2 separate regions of the Homo sapiens genome follow, and region 1 is linked to region 2. Evidence: chromatin loops called from intact Hi-C (ENCODE). Cell type or tissue: natural killer cell. All regions are shown on one strand.

What was found. Peaks named below come from ENCODE experiments on the same cell type or tissue, not always from the same donor. Only the 100,000 strongest peaks of a DNase experiment are listed, where the experiment ranks them.
Region 1: it touches region 2 in a loop (2.0-fold over the local background); 2 of 110 quality-filtered maps call a loop at or near these places.

What each region holds. Positions count from the first base shown.
Region 1 is chr1:8,392,623-8,400,622 of GRCh38, reverse strand. All of the region lies in intron 12 of RERE (arginine-glutamic acid dipeptide repeats), which reads left to right. Among named protein-coding and RNA genes, the nearest start is that of RERE-AS1, 28 kb to the left of the region's middle. RefSeq lists an enhancer at 4,695-4,894. In natural killer cell, no CTCF peak of the experiment used is centred here; DNase peaks (open chromatin) are centred at 1,752, 3,392 and 4,842; H3K4me3 peaks cover 279 bases; H3K27ac peaks cover 1,148 bases.
Region 2 is chr1:8,492,395-8,500,394 of GRCh38, reverse strand. RERE (arginine-glutamic acid dipeptide repeats) reads left to right here. Exons shown (of 23, transcript NM_001042681.2): 9 at 2,866-2,990; 10 at 5,233-5,332. SNORD128 (small nucleolar RNA, C/D box 128) reads left to right here and starts at 5,482; the gene lies at 5,482-5,595. In natural killer cell, no CTCF peak of the experiment used is centred here; DNase peaks (open chromatin) are centred at 3,714 and 4,164; H3K27ac peaks cover 2,162 bases.

The DNA.
Region 1 (8,000 bases), 100 kb after region 2:
CAGATTTCTATATGACACAATTGGACAAAGACCCTATATATGTGTGTTTATAGAAAAGTATATAAATATATGGCCAGGTGAGGTGACTCACTCCTATAATCTCAGTGCTTTGGGAGGCCAAAGAGGGAGGATCACTTGAGGCCAAAATTTCAAGACCAACCTGGGTAACATAGAAAGACCTCATTTCTACAAAAAATAAAAATATTAGCCGGCCATGGTGGCATGCGCCTGTAGTCCCACTACTTGGGAGGCTGAGGTGGGAGGATTGCTTGAGCCCAGGGGTTCAAGTTATAGTGAGCTATGATCATACCTCTGCACTCCAGTCTGGGTAACAGAGCATGACTTTGTCAAACTATAATATATATGTACACACACACACACACACACACACACACACACATATGACACAGGAATGGAAAGGAAGAGACAAAACTGATTTGTAGGTGATATATTTATATTAAAAATGTAGACACTTAATTAGTGGAGCAAATGAAAATATAGAAAAATTTTACAGTTTAAAGATTTTTAAAAAATTGGTAGTATTCCTATGGACCACCACCAACAAAGTAGAAAATGTAATATATTAAAAATACTGAGCCGGGTGCAGTGGGATGACCTTGTAGTTGCAGCTACTCAGGAGACTGAGGCAGGAAGATCACTTAGGCCCAGGAGTTGGAGTCCCACCTGAATGACATAGTGAGACTCTGTCTCTTAAAAAAAAAAATGCTGTTCACAGTGGCTACAGAAACTTATAGTTTATAAGATTCCTAGCAGTAAGTACAACAAATGATATGCAAATTCTTTATTTTTTTTTTTAAAAAAAGACATAATAAAATATTAAAAGACCTAAAAAAAAGACGTAGATAAATGGAGAGATGATGCGCCGATGTTAATGGAAAAAGTACTCTGCATTATAAAGATCCCCTTACTCTCTCATTGCTATATCATTTCAATCAAAACTTTAACAGGATTTTTTTGTGGAACCAGCAGACTGATTTGTGTGGTAGAATAAAGGTCCAAGAATAGCAAGAAAATTGAGTAAGAAACAAGGAAGATAGGCTTTATACAAATGAGATAAGACTTGTAAAGTTAGAGTAATTAAGACCTGGTGGTATTGATGCAAAATAGAGACGTCAGTGTAATGGGGGCAGAACTATGTGATATCCGTGGGGAACTAACCAATTATTCAGTAAATGGTTTGGGACCAATGGGCTTAGCTGGCATATGGGAACAAAATAAAATAAGATTGTAACTTTCAGATAAGTTAAAGCCAGGAAAAACAAGACTTTAAAACTGTAAGAAAATAGAACATTTTAATGTTCCCTGAGTAGGGAAGGGTTTATAAGAAATAGTACAAAAAGTACAACTCAAAAAGTAAATGATAATATATTTATCTATATTAAGACTTAAAAAGTCTGTGTTTTATAGGAAACCATAAAGTGAGAAAAAAGTGACAGACTGAGAGAAGATATTTATAACATAACTGGATTAGTATCTAGAATGCATGAAGAACTTGTAGAAATCTATAATAGACACAAGCAGTTCAATAGAAAAATGGGTGAAAGATGAGAACAGGTAGTTTTAGCTGAGAAAATCTGAAAAGTCTGCAAAGTTTTGCAGCCTCACTAACAGGGAAATGCAAATTAAAATACACATATTACTTCACACCCGTTATATTTACAAAAAAGTTTATCAGTTCTAAGTAGAAGTGAGGTTGTTGAAAAGCAGGTACTCTCATGTACTCCTAGTGGCCGCGCACATTGATGCACCTGTTTGTTGTTGAGATATGAAGTGAAAATCACAGATACCTGTAAAAATAGCAAATTTTTCGATGTATAGCAAGGCCCTGTGCCAGATTCCATGGGTGTAGTGGATTGCATACCCAACTGGTCATCAGAGTCACCTGACAAAATCTGTTTTTAGGCTGCGTATTTTCTGGTGATCTTCCAGAGTTGGGGAAGACTCCTCCCCCACACTAGAGTTCAGTGAATACTTCACTGGGGAGTCAAAACATAAATACGCATGATAAATAATAAGAAAAAGGAAAAATCATTTAAGACTGATAACAGATGTTAGAAGCACTACGTGATTAATTGCCAAATAAATTGTAGAGATGGTCGTTGTTAATAGAAGAGGATCTTATTTTACACTGGGGCGGTCAAGACACACGTCAGGAAGAAGCTGAGACTTGAACTAGGCCTTGAGTGATGGGGAGATGGTGAGAACCAACCCTGAGCAAAGCACACAGGAGAGCAAAGCTATGGAGATTTCATCAGCCACACTCAGTACTAACCCCCTTGCCTGAGAGTCAAGACCTTTTATACTGTGGTCCAAATCAGCTTCTCCAAGCCCCTTCCCTACTGCTTTTCTTTCTGCACCTCTGGCCCTTGCCAAACACTCAGGCTTCCTGTCTGCCATTTCTTCCTGCAGTGTTCTGCCCAGAATGCCTGCCCTTCTGTTACTCCATGTGGAAATGCTCTACATTTTTAAACTTAATTTCCTTCATTAATCTTTCTCTAATCTGAGGAGGATATAACTCTGTCCTTTGAATACCCCTGTAGAACATCATGCCTCTCTTAGGGCCTTTCTCTGGCTCTGCATTGTCTTATGAAATTCTATCTTACACCTCCCTTTTTGGATTGAGCTCCTGAAGGCAAGGACTGTCTTACTCACATTATCTTCATCATGGTGCCTTGCACCTAGATGCTCAAGAAATATTTGTATGATTGAATTAAAGTTGAAAGTTGCAGTCAATCTTTTTGAAGATTATTCTGGCAACAGTGTGTATCAGAGAATAAAGAGCCTGAAATCAGAAAGTACAAATAGCAGAAGGTCTTGGGGGATGGTGCCCAGTAAGAACAGGAAAGATCAGAAGAGTCAGGAACTTACTGCATATGGGGGAGGAGGTAATAATGGTCTAAGGCGCGTGGATCCTCAAGGCTTAGAGAACTGAGAAGCCAGCAGGAAATAAAACTGTAGCACAGTTGGGTTATTGCCATTTTGGTGACAGTTTCATGTGTTTTTTTTTTTTTTTCCTGTGTGAGTGTGATTTTGCTCAACATGAGTTTGGTAACTGGGATCAGAAAGGTTTTGTTCCTTGGTACATTTTACAGAATGGTTGCTAAGCCAACAGAACTCAGAATTGAGTTCAAATCCCAGCTATCCCACTTATTCTCTGGGGGTTTGGGGTAAGTCTCTTAGATGCTGTAAAATTTAAGTTCCTCAGTAATGAAATGGGGGCACAAATAGAACCTCCCTCAGAGTCGTAGTGAAAGTCGAATAAGGCAGCAGTGATTGAGCTCTTATTATGCACTAGGCACTGTTCTAAGCACTTGAACTTACTTAACCTTCATAGCATCTCCATGAGGCAAGTGGTGGTGTTGCCATCACAATACGTGTGAAGAGAAAGGAGGCAGAGAGATTATGATGACTTGCCCAAAGAACACAGAGTTCACACTGAATTGGAACTGGAACTTGGGCAGTGTGGTTGCAGAGCACCCAGTCTTAGCTGCTGTGCTGTTTCTGACTCAGTATCTGTCACATAGTAAACATTCCATTAGAATCAGCTCCTGTTTCTCCTCCCAGGGAAGACACACAGTACATTTTGCCTGAGATAACTGTCTCACCAGATGTGTATACAGTCACGTGGTAGACTGGAAAGCACATTTGTGAGTGTTAGTTCTCATGGTCCTTTGAGTTTTCCCTTACCTTTAAAATGCAAAGATGCTGTTGAAAGTGAATAAACTGATACTGTGGAGAAAGCATGATATATCACAAAGAATGCCATTGTGGAAAAAGTTCACTTTGACTGCTTAATGAGGGGGAGGGGTCTCCTTTGGGGGATGATGAAAGCGTTTTGGAATTAGATCTGAGGGCTGCACGCATTGTAGATGTATTAACTGCCTCTGAATTGTAAACTTTAAAATGATTAATTTTATGTTATGTGAATTTTACCTCAATAACAATTTTTTTAAGTTAATTCGAGTTGGGTTTTACCTTTGGAAGTATAATTACAAAGCGGGCAATACTTCATGCTGTTAAAATTAAACTTGATTTATTAGACGGCTGACTGCTTCCGTTGTTATCCACAGCTGAAAAGGAGATGAAGATCCTGCTTGTAGCTGAGCAGTCTTTAGAAGTCTGCTGCATTCTTCCCAAATTCCATCACTCTAGTCAAGAGTAAGAGGATTTGATAATAGGGGACTGGTTTCCTCTCGGCTCTGTGATAACTGGGGACTGGTTCCAGGAGGGCAGGTACTTTGTATGTGAGTTTTCATGTACTTCACATTATGTCCATGTCACGTTCTTCAACTTGATCAGCCTTTGAATTTTGGCATGGACAACAAACTCCACATTGAATTCAGCTCTAGAAGCTGGGATTCAAATTTGACCCCAGAATGGACCCCAAGTGATAGCACAGCAGCCCTTCCCCCCTCCCACTTTCCTGATGGTAGAAACAGGATAATTAGCATAGGTTTTCAAGAGATGATCTCTGCTCAGTTGTTCTGTGCCTTCTCACTTGTCACTAAGGCTCTTAGCCCTGGCTTGAAGGCTTTTGCTAATATTTCTTGGGGAACAAAGTCTTTCTCTGGAATCCATTCAAGGTGGGTAGTTAATGGAATGGCTGTCCTTTAAGCACAGAGAGAGGGGTGGTGTCACCTATGCCTTACAGAGCAGAATAATAATAATAGAATTGGTCCTCGTTCGAGTGTTCCTTCTCAGATTTGTGCTCCCGTGTTCCTTGGGCACTCTCACTGGCTAATTCTCTGCAAACATCACAACTCAGGCATGGAACCTCTCATACTTCCTCCTGTGCCCCCACTGCAGGCCTTCAGTGCATGGTGGTGGTTTTGGTTTTGGTTTTTGTTTCCTCTCCTCTCCCGTTTTAGAAACACGGATGTCTTATATTCCCACAAAAGAATTTAGGAAATTAACCTGTTTACAAAAAGGTCCACACAGGTTTGACATTGCTTCCTCAAAGCACCTTGTTCACAGTTGCCCTTCTAGGTCAAGCTCACCTTCACCTTTTTTTTTTCCTACCTCCAGCTTCAAATGTCTCCAGGTGCCTGCATAGCTGAGCAGGAGAGGTTCCTTTTTTATGCAGACAAGACCAAAGAGGAAATTGTTCATTCTTTTTTTTTTTTTTTTGAGACAGAGCCTCACTCTGTTGCTCAGGCTGGAGTGTAGTGGCGTGATCTCAGCTCACTGCAACCTCTGCCTCCCGGGTTCAAGCTATTCTCCTGCCTCAGCCTCCCGAGTAGCTGGGACTACAGGCGTGTGCCACCACGCCCGGCTAATTTTTTATATTTTTAGTAGAGATGGGGTTTCACCATATTGGCGAGGCCGGTCTTGAACTCCTGACCTTGTGATCCACCCGCCTCGGCTTCCCAAAGTGCTCAGATTACAAGCATGAGCCACTGCACCCGACCCGGAAATTGCTCATTCTTTGGTATTATTATTTTTAGTTTCTTTGTACTTGATTTATTCTGTGGGCAGGAGAAGGGGAATATACAATATCTTATTACAGGAAATACTAGACACCTTATCTGAAAGTTTAGTAACAAACTTCCCTCATGGAATGCCTTTGGGCTGTTTGGCCCTTAAAATATGTTTTCTTTTTTATTTTATTTACATTTATTTACTCACTCAACCACTCAACAGACGTTTGAGTTTCTATGGGAAAGACATTTTAGATAGATGCTGAGGATATAAAAATGAGTAATACAGTTTCTCTCCCCTTAAAGTATTAATCACCTGCTAAGAAATGCAAACAAAAACCAAGTGTAACTGTGGTAAGTGCTTCATGGAGATATAATATATATATATACTAGTAGTGGATTTTATGGTTTACAGAGCAAGTTAACGTATTTTTTTCTTATTTCCTTGGGGTAACAGTCTTCTGAAGCAATTGGGTGACTCTGGCTGAGAGTTGGGACTCAGACCTTATGATTTGTCACTTTTTTGTTGCTCATTCCCCCTCTCCAGCACTGAGTGATGTGGGATTCCATGACTGATAAGTTTGTTCTCTGCAGTAGCTCCTTTCTTAAGTTAAATTACTGGAAAACGGAAATGTGTGTGAATTCCTTTTCCACTCCCGCTGTCCTTGGACAAATTATTTCATCTCTCTGTGCTTTAGTTTTCTCATCTATAAAATGGTGATAATATTATCTGCTTCCCAGGACAGTAGTGAGAATTAATTGAGTAGTTGATGGTCAGAATGATCTTGCCTGTATGTAGTTGTCGAACTTCAAATATTTTGAGAATCTGAAAAGCAAGAAATATTTCTCAAAATTGTTTAATTTGGAATTGTGGGCAGTATGTTTAGCATACTTCCAATCAAGATTTTGGTGAAGCTTTTTAATAATGGGGAAAGCTCTGTATAGTGTTGTGTGCAAGATGAATTGTGTCTGTTTACATTGGATTTCAGCTCTGTCCTACCTGTGCAGTTAGAGCCACCTGCATTAGAAATTGAAAGTTGGGATTATAGAATGTCAAGAAATGGCAGCTAATTTGGTTTTCCCAAAGTATAGGTCACCATCCTTCATCTTGTCTTTCTGGTCTCAGGAGCCCTTAGTGGAGAAATCAGGGATTTTTCTTGGGTTATGGTGTATAGGATTTTGCAGTGTTTTAAGTCCCCAGGTGGAGATTGGAGGTGGCCAGCCTTCATGGCAAAATCGTGGGCCTTGAGCTCCTATCATCTGAAGCTTCTAATTGCCCTTCAAATTATAAACAAAAAATGAAGGAAGTTTTAAAAGGTATTTTTATATGTTAATATATTTTCTTAGCAACATTTTCAACTCTATATAGTTTTTACTTTTACCTGGATACTAGTAATCCATAGTTGATTTGATGCCATTAAACTTTCATTCATGTAAATTGTCTCTGTATTATGTAGTTGCCCAGTTCTGGATGCATCAGAGTTGAGGGTTGCTATTTTATCTTACCTATGCTTTTCAAATAATATTGATAACAGAAATAACCAGAAATGGACCTTGCCTGCGCTTGGGTCCATTTGTTGGGAGATGCCCATTATGCTTTATGAACACTGTGTATTATTCTTAAAACACCTTGAGCTGTTAGAAAACCAACCCCATTTTATGAGTAGAATTAAACAGGACTTGGAAAGGGGGAGTGCTCACCCAGAGCAGTTTAGATTGAGTCAGCAAGAGAAAGGAGGGTCCCCTAAGCCACTGCTCTTTGTCATGCTACGGTCCAATCAGAAAGGCCCAGATGATGTGGATGCTATGGTTCCTGGCTTTGGGCCCCCAGTCACACAGGCCACGCTAAATAGGATACTGCATCTTACTTGGCATTTATTACCCTTGATGGAGGCGGAAATAAGAACTGTTGTATTTGGATCTTCCTAGAGCAGTTGGTGAACTGATGGTGCACTAGACTAAAAAATTCACAGAAACATCTGGAAAGGTAAGATCAAGTACTATAAAGTGTAGGACAGTTTCTGGCAAAGTAGCCTCCTTCTTGGTAGGTTGAGTCTTTGGGAACTTGGGGACGAATCCCTGCAGAAGTCCAATCTGAGCACCTTGCTATTCCTTCTCATGAGTAAGCCCACCACATTCTCCTTCTCCTACTTTCAGGATAAACTTCATCATGGTATTTTGGTGCACATCTTCATTGGGTAGTATCCAACTATATTTTCCACCGTCTCTACATGGTTTAGAATCCTTTCATTTTCTATGAAATGGAAACCCTTGAAAATGCCCCCAGAGAATGCACATCGTGTTCTCTGCAGCACTCTGTATCGCTTGCTTTGGTCAGAGGGCTGCTTCACGAAGAGCTGAAACTTTGCTCGCAAACATCCCTCCAGGGCTGGTAATCTTCCAGACAGGATGGCCCACTTGATAGAAATGTTTTCAGCACAACCTTGCAGCAGATGTTTGCTCTGGTGTGCTGGCGTAACAGATGCTGACCATATCTCTTGAGGGCCTCCACGTCCCTCATAGATGGACTCTACTGCTAGTGTGAGTTATGCGTACTTCAGG
Region 2 (8,000 bases):
ACTCATCAATTCTTATGATTAAGAGGCATTTTCGTTTCTTTTTCTGTAAACTGTCTAATTATATTTCTAGTCCATTTTTCTCAAGAATGGGGGGGAGGTTGGTCCTGCTCACAGTAATAGTACTTTTCGATTAATAACAGACATTAGAGAACTGCTGTACCCAGTACTGTACTCGGTGCTGGGGAAGCAGAACTCAGTACTAGTGTCAAAGACCTTTTGACTCCAACATTTGTTGTGTTATTGTTGTTGTTATTATTATTGTTGTTATTATTTTGAGACAGAGTCTTGCTCTGTCACCCAAGCTGGAGTGCAGTGGTGCAATCTCAGCTCACGGGAACCTCCGCCTCCCAGGTTTCAAGCGATTCTCCTGCCTCACCCTCCCAAGTAGCTGGCACTATAGGCGTGTGCCACCACGCCTGGCTAATTTTTGTATTTTTCGTAGAGACAGGGTTTCACCGTGTTGGTCAGTCTGGTGTCGAACTCCTGACCTCAGGTGATCTGCCCGCCTCGGCCTCTGAAAGTGCTGGGATTACAGGCGTGAGCCACCACGCCAGGCCCATTGTGTTTTAATTTTATCCCACTATTTTCACTATGTGTTAAGCAGAACTAATTGTGACACTCAGTTCAATGTTAGAGAAGTCAATACTTAACCAAAGAAGAACATCCTTGCTTGGAGAAAGTCAGCTTGATACACATTTAGAGGCATGGAAGACAGCCTGTAAAGCTGTGTGGGTGCTGATGGCTAGCCTGAGAGCCACATGGCCTACTAATGTGATGTTTTGCTATGCAGTTGCCTCAAAAACTTGAATACCAACATTTAAAACCACAAACTTTTACATAAATGTGAAGATTTCTGGAATTTGGAAAAAGATGGAGGATGTACACACACTGGGTCCCATTCCTGTGTGGCAGCATTCCCTGGATGGGGCGGTTCTATCTCCATTTCCCCGTGGTCCACTTCACTCTTGAGTTCTTCACACCTGCACATCCAGGTCGGGAGCCACTGCCACACATAGCTGTTCAGCACTTGGAATATGGCTAGTCCAGATTGGGATATGGCATTTTGTTTAACGTGACTACTAGAATATTTAAAATTAAATATATAATTCTTATTTTATTTCTGTTGGATGGTGCTGGCTTATATTCAGCCTGCTGCATTCACTTAAATTGTTTGCCCAGGCTTCATGTCCCATGGAGCTCTATCAGACTCATGTGCCCATGGTCATCATTTGACAGGATGAGAACATGAGTATCTTGCAAATATCTGACTTTTCACAGGTCTCTGCTGGTTATGGTGGTCATGGCACCTGCTTGCTCTTGCTCTGTCCCAGCAGAGTGTGGGTGAGAAAATGCCACAGGTATTTAAATCTGATCACTTACAGTCTTGGTGGGGAGCACTGTTGCTCGAATATTTTTTTAAATTCTTTTTATTGAGGTATACTCTATGTACAGCGAATTGTTCGTATCTTATGTATGCTTTTCAATCTGCCGTGATGATTCGTATCAAGGCACAGAACATTTCTGTCATCCCAGAAAGGTCCTTCCTGTTCTTCACAAGCAATTCCTTCTTTCGTAAAGAAATCACTGCCCTGATTTCTGTTACCACAGGTCAATTCAACTACATATGTGTGTGTGTGTGTGTGTGTGTGTGTGTGTGTGTGTATATATTTATTTTTTTTTTTTTATTTTTTTTTTTTTTGAGATGGAGTCTTGCTCTGTCACCTAGGCTGGAGTGCAGTGACACAATCTTGGCTCACTGCAACTTCTGCCTCCCGGGTTCAAGCGATTCTCTTGCCTCAACCTCCCAAGTAGCTGGGATTACAGGCACATACCACCACGCCTGGCTAATTTTTGTATTATTAGTAGTGACGGGGTTTTATCATGTTGGCCAGGCTGGTTTTGAACTCCTGACCTCAGGTGATCCACCCACCTCAGCCTCCCAAAGTGCTGGGATTATAGGCGTGAGCCACCATGCCCAGCCTCAACTATATATAAATTTTTAAAATTTAATTTAGTTTAATTTTATTTTATTTTTGAGATGGAATTTCGCTCTGTCTCTCCCAGGCTGGAATGCAGTGGCACGATCTCAGCTCACTGCAACCTCTGCCTCCCGGGTTTAAGCAGTTCTCTGCCTCAGCCTCCTGAGTAGCTGGAATTATAGGCGCCCGCCACCGTGCTCGGCTACTTTTTGTATTTTTGGTAGAGACAAGGTTTCAGCATCTTGGCCAGGCTGGTCTTGAACTCCTGACCTTGTGATCCACCCACCTCGGCCTCCCAAAGTGCTGGGATTACAGGCGTGAGCCACCAGGCCTGGCCTCAACTATATTTTTTAATGTTTACTTAATACTCATCTAGTTTTGGTATTGACCATGACTTATATTGCTATTGACTGTCTTAAGAGTAACACTATTCTAATAGGATAGCTCACTTAATTTTTTAGCAAATATCCTTAGGTGAGGTATCATTTGCATATGTCTTCTTTGTCAACTTGTTATATTGGAAATGTATGTGTGTTTCCTTCTTTATCAATAGCTGTTATCATCTAAAGACATTATTTTGTTTTTTTGTTTATTTTATGCATATGTGTGTGCTTCAGTTTTACTCTTGGTATCATGCTGGCACTGGTTTACTTTGACACTGTTAAGCAGATATTAAGCAGTCTATTGTGAAATCTTCTATGGTGAAATGATCCTGACATGTGAAATAGGTCAGTTTAAATGACTCATGGTTTTGTTGTTATTTTTCTGCTGTCCAAGGAAAGAGTCTCAGTAAAACATTGTATATGTTCCTAAAGACTGCTTATTGAGATAGCTCTTTATAATTAATACATGCCTTGATTGTGACTTACTCATCCCTGTCTTACAGGCCAAACTTCCAGATCTGCAACCATTTCCTTCTCCAGATGGTGATACAGTGACCCAACATGAGGAACTGGTCTGGATGCCTGGAGTTAACGACTGTGACCTCCTTATGTACTTGAGGGCAGCAAGGTAATAGGAATCTACCCCCATCCTGCTTTCTGAATTAGACCATCTGAACTGATTATAGGCAGTAAACTTTGCATTTCCCCTGAGATTTTATTTCTATATTGGGCGTTCTCTGACTTTAAGTTTGGTTACACCCTCTGTAATCGGGACCCTGGCTCTTCTTACCAGAGAAAAATAGTTTGAAGTAATTTTTTTCATGATGAAGTAATGTTTTTCTTCTTGGTGTTTGCCCCACATCAAATTTTGGAACTTTTCAAGAGGAAAACAGCTTAGGCCATACATACAGTTACCAAAACCTCTCAATCCAGTTGAGTACTTCAGTCATTCAGCTCATCTGAAAACCCCACTACAGAGGGGTGGGGGTGAGGGGAGGGAGAGCATTAGGACAAATAGCTAATGCATTCGGGGCTTAAAACCTAGATGACGGGTTGATAGGTGCAGCAGAGCACCACGGCACACATATACCTAATGTAACAAACCGACACGTTCTGCACTTGTATCCTGGACCTTAAAGTAAAATTTAAAACAAAAACAAAACCCTCTACAGATTTCATGTTCTGTCTCTACTTTGTGGCTGTTCATTAGTGCCTGTCCTGAACTTGACATTTTTGTGGCTTGCCTACATGAGAATATTTATCTGTGATCACCCTCGTGGCAGTTGCATAGAACATACAAATGCCTTCGATGCAGAGAGAAGTGTGAATTCGCTCCTCACACGGCACAGAGCGGGCACCACAGAGCGGTCGTCACAGAGCAGGTGTCACAGAGCAGGCAGGCAGACTTTGTATGTAGTGATTCTGGGTCTTGGCAACGACAACAAAAACATGAAAGCAAGGATTAGGGCATCTGAATTTTAACCCTGGATGGGTTTGTGGGTTTCTTTTTTTTCTTTTTTTCTTTTTTTTTTGGTTGTTACTTGTTTTGTTTTTTTGAAACAGGGTCTTGCTGTGTCACCCAGGCTGGAGTACAGTGGCACAATTATAGCTCACTACAGCCTTAACTTCCTGAGCTCAAGCGATCCTCCTGCCTCAGCCTCCTGAGTAGCTAGGGTTATAGACCCGTGGCACCATGCCCGGCTATTTTTAATTTTGTTTTTGGTTGAGATGGGGTCCTTTCTGTGTTGCCCCAGTTACCTGGCTGTTTTCTAGTCAACGGTGTTGTGCATGGTGGCATTCAGTAGAGATGAGAATGTGTAAGTGGAGTGAATGACTAAGAGGTTTTATCTCTGGTTTCTCACCTTTTTTTTTTTTTTTTTTTAAGACAGGGTCTCACACTGGAGTGCAGTGGCATAATCATGACTCATTACAGCCTTAACCTCCTGGGCTCAAGTCATCCTCCCACCTCGTCCTCCCCAGTAGCTAGGACTACAGGCATGCACCACCATACCTGGCTAATATATTTTTTTTCTCTCTCTATGTTGTCAGGGCTGATTTTGAACTCTCTGGCCTCAAGCAGTCCTCTGGCGTCAGGCTCCCAGAGTGCTGGGATTACGGGCATGAGCCATCACACCCAGCCATGATTTTTTACTTTTAATTCACCTAAAGGTAGTTGATATGCAGAATGAGAGGAATTAAGTAAAATTTTAGATGACTTAATTTCACATGTTTTCTGGAGACTTTTCTTTCAGAAGATTGTCATCTACTGAAATATTGTGGCTCATAGATTTAGATTCTTCATGCTCTCAAATCTAAAATCTTAGTACTGCTAAAACGTGGGAAGAAACAATACAAATGGATCTGACTAAAAGTAACATATGTCTTTCTGCGTGAGTGAAGAGGAACTTAAATTTATTTTTGGTCTGGGCGTGATGGCTCACGCCTGTAATCCCAGCACTTTAGGAGGCTGAGGTGAGCAGATCACCTGAGGTCAGGAGTTCGAGACCAGCCCGACCAACACTGTGAAACCTTGTCTCTACTAAAAATACAGAAATTAGCTGGGCATGGGGTGTTCCTGTAATCTCAGCTACTCGGGAGGCCGAGGCAGGAGAATCCCTTGAATCCTGGAGGTGGAGGTTGCAGTGAGCCAAGATTGCGCCACTGTACTCCAGCCTGGATGACAGAGTGAGACTCCATCTCAAAAGAAAAAAAAAAAAAAATAGGAGCAGAGGCAGAGCTGGGAACTGGTTCATCATGCGTGTAGTAATGGAATTTGTTCTGGGCTGGAAATGTCCTCTGAAAATTGAAGGTCTAAGTCTCTGTCCTGATATTACTATGTACTAATAAAGGAAAAACCTTTTCTTCTGAAGGAGCATGGCGGCATTTGCAGGAATGTGTGATGGAGGCTCTACAGAGGACGGCTGTGTCGCAGCCTCTCGGGATGACACCACTCTGAATGCACTGAACACAGTAAGTCTTTTGAAGTCACCCTGAGTGGGAAGACACTTCTTTTTCCCCTGAACTGGCTGTAGGGAATGTGTGATGAGTGCGGAGCATGAAGTCGCCTGTAGACTCAGGAGTGAGTTGTGGTCTTGGCTGTTGGGTGCCATGGGGGCTCCAGGCCAGTGATGTGGCACCTGCAGGTTCATTTCCTAATCTGTGTCTGTGCTGCAGGTTTGAGGTGACTCTCAAATGAGATCCTAATAATAGCACCTGATACTTAACTGAGGCCTCACAAAGCCAAGTACTGTGCATAGAAGATCTTGCTTAATCCTCACAACCACCTCTAGGTTCTATTTTTATTTTTATTTATTTTTTATTTTTTTGAGATGGAGTCTCGCTCTGGCAGTGGCGCGATCTCAGCTCACTGCAAGCTCCGCTTCCCGGCTTCACACCGTTCTCCTACCTCAGCCTCCGGAGTAGCTGGGACTACAGACACCCACCACGCCCAGCTAATTTTTTGTATTTTTAGTAGAGACGGGGTTTCACCATGTTAGCCAGGATGATCTCAATCTCCTGACCTTGTGATCCTCCCACCTCGACCTCCCAAAGTGTTGGGATTACAGGCGTGAGCCACCACGCCCGGCCTCTAGGTTCTATTATTATCACCTTTTTAGACATAAGGAAATAAGTTGAGAGAGATTAAGTCACAATTTAAGGTCATACCCCCAAGATTGGAATCTAGAAGCCGTGTTTTTGTACTTCACTGTTTCTGAGACCATGTATTTATTTTAAAGCACATGGAGGGATGGGAAGAAGCTAAACTTTTTTGCATAAACTTGTTTTTTATAAAGTATACTTTGGAACATGTTAATATTTTACATGACTATAAAAAGTTTTACACGAATAATTTCTAAAAAATTAAAAGTAAAGGGAAATGAGGCTAATGTTACTGAGTTGGTTGCATGACATACCATCATAATTACTCATCTACTTTAATCCCATAATAAACACACAGCAGCTCAGATAACAACACACTGCTGCAAACAATATGATTACTGAAACCAGTTGTCTTTCGTTCTTTGTTTGTTGTTGTTGTTTTTATTTGTTTTGGCCTTAGGCTATATCCCATGGGGCTGTATAGGAATATTAATGTATTTTAAAGTTACATGAAATAATTCCTCTCTATCATTACTAATGTGAAACCATTAAATCTGAAGAGCTAATGATATTTATGGAATCAATTTCTGATATATTGATAGTCTGCATCGTTGTGTATGTGTATGTAGGCTGTTGAGTATGAGGCTAAGCACCTCTTCTGATGATTAACCAAATGTCATTTAAGCACCCCTTTGTTCTTTTTCTTTTTTCTTTTTTTTTAATTTCTTGAGAGGTCACTATAGTTAGAAGAGACTTTCAAGATCATCTGTCCCAGTTTCTAAATAGGAGAATCCGAGGCGGCTAGATGACTTAAATACTGACAGTCCCAAAAGTTCCTAACAGAGGGAAGAAAGTAGTCCCCATTCCTGATTTAGAAATCTACTGTGCAGCTTGCTTTTGAGGAAACGTAGATATCTGCGTGATATGGCTGATTTTTATTCCTAGTATAATTAGGTTTCTTGAGTATGATATAACATTTGAGTGGTTTTGCTAGGGATATGCCATTCTGTAAATAAGAGAATGTTTTTTCACATTGTCATAAATATTGTGTGTTTGTGTACATTGTCACTGATTCGATAGGATAGTTAGTGGGGATTTTTTTGTTGGTTAGTTTTAAATACAAAATCTTTATTTTGAGCATATGATTAAGCCAGAAGGGGCCTTTAAGATTATTTTACAGATGAGGAAGCTGAAACTCAGAGGTTGATGATACTACTGCCCAGTAGAGGCTGTGGTAGGTTAGATATGAATGTCTGTGAATTCAGAATACCTTAAAAGTGTGTGTACAAAGAGAAAGTCTTTGATAGGAACTTTTTTCTGTTGTTGTTGTTTGTTGTTGTTTTTTCTTGAGGCAAAGTCTCGCTCTGTCACCCAGGCTGGAGTGCAGTGGCACAGTCACAGCTCACTGCAGGCTCACTGCAGGCTTGACCTCCCAGGCTCAAGTGATCCTCCCACTTCAGCTTCCTGAGTAGCTGTAGCTGGGATTACAGGCATGTGCCACCGCACTCAGCTAATTTTTGTTTTTGAGACCATCTTGCTCTGTTGCCCAGTCTGGAGTACAGTGACACAGTCTTGGCTCACTGCAGCCTCAACCTCCCAGGCTCAAGCTTTTCTCCCACCTTAGCTTCCCAAGAGCTGTAGCTGATATCATAGACGCCCACCATCATGCTTGACTAATTAAATAAAAATTTTTTTTGTCAAGATGAGGTCCCACTGTATTGCCCAGGCTGGTCTCGGACTCCTGGGCTCAAGTGATCCTCCTGCCTCGGCCTCCCAAAGTGCTGGGATTACAGGTGTGTGCCACTGCACCTGGCCTTTTTTTAAGTTTTATTTTTTTTGTAGAGACATCGTCTTACTTTGTTGCCAGGGCTGATTTCAAACTCCTGGTCTTAAGTAATCCTCCTGTCTCAGACTCCCAAAGTGCTAGGATTACAGGCATGGGCCACCATGTCTGGCCAGTTGTTCTCTGTATAAAAGCTTTGTGAAAAAAATCCTGCTTTCATAACTGTGCTATCAGTTGAATTTTGAATAATGAAGA